Regions from separate parts of the Homo sapiens genome. Here region 1 is linked to region 2. Evidence: chromatin contacts called from ENCODE Hi-C or POLR2A ChIA-PET data. All regions are on one chromosome and are shown on one strand. The core of a region is the stretch at or near the end of the contact, and the rest is flanking DNA. Distances in the headings are between cores, read along the strand shown. Region 1 has its middle 5.0 kb from the start of SOX4. Region 2 overlaps CDKAL1 (CDKAL1 threonylcarbamoyladenosine tRNA methylthiotransferase).

What was found. Hi-C counts contacts between places; a loop is a spot of excess contacts on that map. ChIA-PET counts read pairs that join two places held with the same protein, here RNA polymerase II (POLR2A). Pooled maps may share reads with other maps.
Region 1: a loop to region 2 is called in a map of PC-3, with 17 times the contacts of the local background. The contact joins two enhancer-like sites. A Hi-C loop is called at or near these places in 6 of 168 maps with a recorded cell type or tissue (Calu3, HCT116, IMR-90 and 3 more), 3 of 37 single-sample maps with no recorded cell type and 7 of 50 pooled maps. POLR2A ChIA-PET finds 5 or more read pairs at or near these places in 8 of 52 experiments (A549, AG04449, GM12878 and 5 more).

The regions. Positions count from the first base shown.
Region 1 is chr6:21,586,999-21,590,417 of GRCh38, forward strand. No RefSeq gene overlaps it. Among named protein-coding and RNA genes, the nearest start is that of SOX4, 5.0 kb to the right of the region's middle. RefSeq lists enhancers at 1-141, 782-1,439, 2,207-2,306, 2,317-2,366 and silencers at 137-196, 337-416. Within about 2 kb of position 1,878, at least 38 of the 41 ENCODE cell types and tissues checked have a DNase peak (open chromatin) inside an H3K27ac peak, as active enhancers do; they include HCT116, PC-3, PC-9 and 1 more, where a contact is called at or near this core.
Region 2 is chr6:21,107,866-21,111,341 of GRCh38, forward strand. CDKAL1 (CDKAL1 threonylcarbamoyladenosine tRNA methylthiotransferase) reads left to right here. Exons shown (of 16, transcript NM_017774.3): 13 at 536-598. Among named protein-coding and RNA genes, the nearest start is that of LINC00581, 400 kb to the right of the region's middle. Within about 2 kb of position 1,887, at least 5 of the 41 ENCODE cell types and tissues checked have a DNase peak (open chromatin) inside an H3K27ac peak, as active enhancers do; they include HCT116, PC-3, PC-9 and 1 more, where a contact is called at or near this core.

The DNA.
Region 1 (3,419 bases), core at 628-3,127, 480 kb after region 2:
AGGCCATCCACTCCCACGCGGTACTCTTATCTTTCTCCAGGCCCACACCCCTGGCCCGAGAGGCGGTAGCTGGGAGCAGATGGCGAGTCCCGGGTGCCAGGTGTACTGCACTCCAGGCGCGGTCTGGGGCACTGGGTTCTACGGTCCCTGCCCCACCCCTCCCATCCCTATGAGTTCCCCCAAAGCTGTCTGCGCCAAGTGTGACGTCTGACTACGGCGGGAACATGGGAGGGGAAGGGCTGGAAGAAAGGAGATCGGTTGCCTGGCGAGGGGGCCCGTGCGTCCTACAGTCGCTACCCGCCACGCACGCGTCCCTCTCCTCCTGACCCGCGTCACTTAGCAGCCAATGCGGTCTCCGTGCCTTCCCACTTCCCCGCAATCAAGCGCCTTTCTTCCTCCGCCTCCCCTCTTTCTGTTATCTGACATTTTGCTCTGCTTCCCTCTGCCCACTCCCCAGCGGGATTCCCTCCCTGGCAGACGCGCGCGCCCCAGCCCGCCCTCGCACAACCTCCAATAGCAGGTCAACTGGCTTGTAACGCTGGCTTAGGGTTGCTCTTGAAGTGTTTTTCCAAAAGCGAAATCACCCGCTTTCCCCCACGGGGCTAAAACTGTAATTGCAACAACGGGCTGTTGCGTTGGGGGTGGGAAGCCCGTCGGGCGTGCCCCACCTAGACCGCCTGCTGGGGCCACTGGGGTGGTTTTGCCGCCCCCTCAACCCCTGCCACCCCGGGTCGAGTAGGCAGCTCCACCCGGACGCTTGCGCCAGGGCCTGACTGCCGCGGCTGCCAGCGGAAAGGCAGAGACCAGCTGATCCAAGGAGGACAAAGCGAGCCGAGACCTTCCGCAGAGCTTGGCTTCCTCGTAACTGCGCCCAGGGCGCAGCCTCTCCCTGTTAACTACCTGCCATATGTTCCCTTCTCTCAGACCCGAAACCGCCTCCTACAGGTGCTGGGGACTGAATCTGGAGCTTCGGGCGCGGCCCTTGACAAGGGCGCCTGGCACCCTGGGGCGCCTCCGTGGCCCTCGCAAACTCAGAGAGCCCCCACCGTCCAGTCTTTCCTGCACGAGCGAGGGATCGAGGGAAGGCGCCAATGCACGTCTGTCCCTCCGTGATCCGCGCAGAAGGGACGCTTGAAGACTGGGGTGCAATGAATTGTCGACTTCCCTCAGCTCTCAGCCCTTTTCCTCCCCCCGCGCGCCGTGCACGCGCAGCCTGCTCTGCCCTTCTGAAAGAGACGCTGCAGCTGCGCTCTCAATGGGGCCTCAGCCTGCGGGGTCCGGGGAGGGGATGAAGTGGGTGGTTGCCCAGCCGGTGTACGAAGGTCGTGTGCCTGCCGAAGAGTGGGTCCCACACGCACAGCGCGCGCCGTACCAACCAAGCAAGGCTCACAGAGAGCATTTAGTCGTCCAGAGCAAAGGATGCTGGGCACTCAAGAGAGCAGGGGGCCAAGTGGCTGTCAGTTCTGGTCAGTGACGGAACTGGACAGCATCTCCAAGGGCCAGGGGATGGGGTAGGAGGACGGAGGAGCCAAGCTCCTGGGAAACGACCCCCCCAACCTATCCGCGACCGGTTGCAAATTCAAAGGAGGGCTGGGAGCCCGCGAGGGTGCGGGAGGTGTCCTCGCTTGGGCTGCGTCTGCGCCCGCGTTTGTGTGTGTGTGCGCGCGCGTGTCTTCAGCTCCTTCCCCGGTCGTAAAACCTAAACGGAAGACGGGTGTTAAAATGCTGCTGACAGGATCGCCTGAAACATGTTTACAGTAGGAAGGACTTTCCTCCAGAAAGCACAGTCTGAGTCGATTCCAATTTATTTCCTCCCTGTAACTGTAAGCGAAAGGAGAGGTTCGGCTGCCGCGGCGGAGCGAGGCTGAGCACCATTAATCCTTGGCGAGCTTAAGCCAGGGAGAGCGCCGTGCCTGCGAGACCGAGTCGCTGCGCTCCGGAAGGCGTTCTGCCTGAAGGAAACCTCTTTTTTTTTTTTTTTTTTTTTTTTTTTTTTTGAGTAGGGAGTGGCCTTTGCACTGGAGTCCTTAAGTAAGGCGCGTCGTTTCTCTGCAGCCGCTCTCGGAAGCCGGAGAAACTGCATTCACTTTAGCAAGAAGACAGGGAAACTGAAATTGATAATCCCCCGAGTTGGGTTACCTGATCCAGACAGGAAGCTGGTCTAGGCTTCCCCCGTCACCCGGAGCTCCTGACAAGTGAGCAGGAGGCGGCGGGTGGTTGCCCTAAACTTTGATTTATGAAAAAAAATCAGAATTCATCGACATACCCTGTTACTCGTTGAGCGTTTAAGCCTCTAACTAAAGAAGGTACAGTGGTAGGGAGTGGTAGGGGGGTCGGGAGAGGAGGAAGGGGGAGAAGAAAGAAGACTGACTATCCCCACGATTTCCTACCTCGCCTCGCGGGCGCAGGGAGGCTCAGCGATGCCACCTGGCGGCTGCTTCTCCCCAGATTGGGAGCCGGCTGGCTGCAGACAAACCCAGGCTCTCCCCGGGTGCCGTGCCTCTGCCTCTAGAATAGAAGCAGAAGCCTGTATTCATGCTTGCAATCCAAGTGGCCCTGCAAACATTCGTCTTCTGCTTGTTTTCTTGAGAAAATCGAAGGAAAGGAATAATGAGTTGGCATTGGCATGAACAGCTTAAGCCTACTGTGTGCTAGTCACTGGTTATGAGAGGAAAATGGTACAATTGTTAGAAATGCAGGTTTCTTAACTCTTAGCTTATTCTAGTGATAAAAATAAATGCTAGGTTTCATTTACCCCAGAATCCTATTTTGATATTTTGCAAATATGAGTTATTTCCATATATTATTTTTCAATGCACGCACCCCCACCCCCATTACGCGCTGAGCCCAGTTACAATGCAATGTCATCAGCCCAAAAGGATGAAGTGCAAGTTATGTTTGTCTACTTGACTGAGAAGTAAATCAGCCTCACATGGAGGCTTCTTTTCCATAAAGTGTGGAACCAAAAAAACTGGCGCCTTTCAGTTGACAAAGGCCAATGACATCAGATTTCCCAGGGCTTCTTCCTTGTCAGGTAAAGTAACAACTACACAGTTTTTCCTCCTCTTTATTTTATTTGAACTGAATACTTGTCAGGTCTGACTAGCGCCTACAATCATAGTTTCTATAACCAAGGCAAGGCAAAATCTTGCAAATCAGTGCAAATCCAGATTTGTTAAACTAATTTCCATTCAGGTCCCTCCCTCCATGCCAAAGGAATATATTAAGCAGTGGAATAGAATCTTATTTCATCTATGCCCCATACCATTGTATGGATGTGAGATTTTATGTTGTGTAGATGTGTGAGAGCAGAAGAAATGCATTAGCAGATATTACACTTACATCTCAAATGGAATTCCATCATTTAAGGGAATAAAATAAAATACCTAATTCAAAATTGGAAATGTCTAACATCATTG
Region 2 (3,476 bases), core at 637-3,136:
GTGTAAAACACCATGCAGGGTACCTAGGCTATATAGCAGTGACACAGTAAAGGTATCCTCATAGCTGCAAGCTCCAGCAGACAGACCCAAGCTGTAACCAGGAAGCCTGAAGGAGGTGTATCGTTTAAATGAATGCATGTCTGTGCCCAATTCTGAGTAACAGCAGTTGGTATTACAATGAAATCGGAAGTGCCCTGTGTATTAAATTTTCTTTCGTTTTCAGTGTTTTCTTCATTTTAGTCTGTTATGTATTTTCAAATACAGTTTTTGATGATGATTAGTGTTTTAGTTATGAAATCTTCTAGGAAGAGGTCACCTGGTTGCTCTGTGATAATGACCCACATAACCATAAAGTGACTTTGGTTTTTAGTTGCACCCCTGTGTCTTCTCAGCCTCCACAAAGGAAGAATCTCTTAAAAAAAAAAAAAAAAAACTTTATGTATGTAGAGATATATACACACATGTATATTTTTTATCTGCTGTCAACTCAATTGTTTGTATGTTGGTTTTTTGTTTTTTTTGTTTTTTTTCACAGAAAAAGCAAAGGACAAAAGATCTTTCTCGGGTGTTTCATTCTTACAGTCCATATGATCACAAGGTAAGAGAAGCATGTTAATAGCATATTAAGTATTAAAGTCTTTCCGAATGTATAGTACAATTTTCACCAACATATGGTGATTCTGAAATACACTTACCAATTACATTTATATTTCAATTTAAATTTTTTAGCTCTTTATCCCTTTTAAAGAAAACAGAAATGTTATATTTCTGAACTATAATAATTATATTTTATTCACATTGAAATCTAGTTACATATTGGCACTGAAATCTCAAAGACAGTGAAAAGACACATTTTGGGGTGTATTTTGGTTGGTTGGTTTTTGTTTTTTCTTTCCAAACACTGTACTGGAGGAACTTGGGTTTTGGATTGGTAAAGATAATTGAAATGCTGACTGCAAAACTTGATTCTTCATTCCTCCTGATAGAAAGTTATTTTTCTAAATGAAAATCCTAATAAAAATTAGTACATAGCATCATGTCTGAAATATCTACTGCCTGGAGCTTTGCTACACAGAAAATGACCAAATAACGTGACGACCCACATGTACCCATCCCACAGCTTCATAGATTCATAGTCCGTCTGTGTCATTTATACCCTACCTTCTCCATCCCTCATGTTTGAAAAATTCCTAGACATCTTTTCACTTGTAAGTATTTTACAATATATTTGTAAAAGATAAGCACTCTTTTAAAAAGAAAAAATATGTAGCCATTTTTAAGAAAATGCTTAACTCCACATCTTCATGGGGAAATAGATTACAAGGTTTCAGAGACTTGTGCAAAACTTCTAAACCATGTAGGATTCCAGTAAATCTGTTAATTCGAGGTGATTTCAGAAGCAAACAAAAAATTTGCACAGTTGAAATGCTAATATAAACTTAAATCTTTATCTATGAATTTATAGGGAGACATGTGGTAGGGATTTTTTAACTAGCCAAAGTAAGTAGTGTGAAAACTACTTTCCTCAGTTGAAAATACAGAGATGTCTGGATTCAGGAGGGAAAAATTGTGCCAGTTCATAGAAGTTGAAAGAATTTGAAACACTAGCTTCTAGTGTTTCTATAGTGACCAATTGACTTAAGCACCAAAAACTCGTAAAAGAGATGTTTATGCTTCATGTGACCATGGTGATATGTAATACTAAAACTTATATCATTCCAAGTTACATTTTTCAAGCTAAATCAGTCACATTGCAGAATGCAGCAATTTGTTTGAAAGAGATTGAGAGAGCCAATAGGGTCTGACAATGCAGACAGAAGGAGCAGGCTGATAAGTAATACAACAGCAAAAGGAATGAGATTGGCCAGATTTCTGAAGGTAGTGTTGCATTTTTTTTTAGATGAAGCCACTTAATGAACATAAGTGCAGCAGTGGCTAAAGTTAACATTTAACAACAACAACAAAAAAGGCGATGGCAAATCAGAGGTTTTGCCTGGCTTGTCTAAATTTCGCCCACTTGTAACATTTTTAAATTCGCAGTTAAGGGAAATTCCATTCTTCTTTTATTAGAACTCTTAATGGAACCTAGCCATTTGCAGCTTCTACCGGCTTCCTCCTCATATCCTTTGTGGCATTGTATCAAAGTCACCTCAGATTATTTTGGCTTCCCTTCATTCCTCTACAACTTAGTCATCAGGCAGTGAGGAATTGAATCTAAATGCTTGATGGAGTTCCTTTTGATCTTTAAGATTGGTAATAAATTATTGTAAATAGCTAGACTGCTTGATGAGTGCCTTTTGAAGCTCCTAAGTTTTGGTCTGTTGCCATTCTGTTTTATTCTGGATGTACAGTAGTGAAGGAAAATGGAAAAGTTTTATTCCAGGCAGCTCCCGGCCTCCTTAGTAGCCTTTACCTACTTTTCTAAGTTCCATCCAGGCAAATCTATCCATGTTACTTTTAATATTGTCTCTCACTGATTGGAATGTCCACAAAGACTAGAACCATAGGGATAAAGTAACATGCACTATTTTCCCAATCTGAGAATGTTGCTATTTTTCCCCGCATGAATTAATAGAGGGTTGTGTTTAAAGTTATTTTGTCATTTGAATTACCCACTTATATTCAAGCAAATTGGTTTTCTAGGCAGATAGGTTTTAGTGTAAAGTGTTTTACAAGGTGTGGTTAAAGTTGGTTTAGACATCTCATGCTCAGTGAGATTTCTGGCGTGATCCTTATGAAAATATATACATATATTGTCAGTGAAAGCTTTTATGAAATACAACATCAGTTGTTTGGGGTTTGCTTTAATGCAGGCTGGTGTATTGGCTTATGCCGGTAATCCCAGCACTCTGGGAGTCTGAAGCTGGAGGATCACTTGAGCGCAGGAGTTTGAGACCAGCCTGAGCAACATTGTGAAACTCTGTCTCTATTTAAAAAAAATAAAAATTAAAAATTAGCCAGGCATGGTATTGCACACCTGTAGTCCTAGCTACCGGGGACAGGTTTAGGCAGGAGGATCACTTGAGCCCCGGATTTCAAGTTACTGTGAGCTATGACTGCACCATTTTACTTCAGCCTGGGCAACAGAGCAAGACCCCGTCTCTAAAAGAACATTTTTTTTTAAAATAATTTCAAAGAGCAGAGTGGATAGGGTACAATAAAATAAGATTGCCCATGTGTTGGTGATTATCAAAACTAAATGATGTTTGGGGGGTGTTCATTATTTTATTCTGCATTTTTCTATATGATTGAAATGTTTCATAATAGAAAGATACAAAAAGTAAAATAAACTATGGTCTGCTCCTGGGAGTGAATGTTGTGACGGTTTGCCTCTCTAGCTATATTCATTTTAATGTTCATTTTCCCCTTGACGTAAGTTTATGCCAAAAAAAGAATAGTCAGCATTTTAGTGGATTCATCATGCTGAGTAAACTCAGAAATGCAACTCCTATTCTAAACTTGGCAAAATTTCCTTC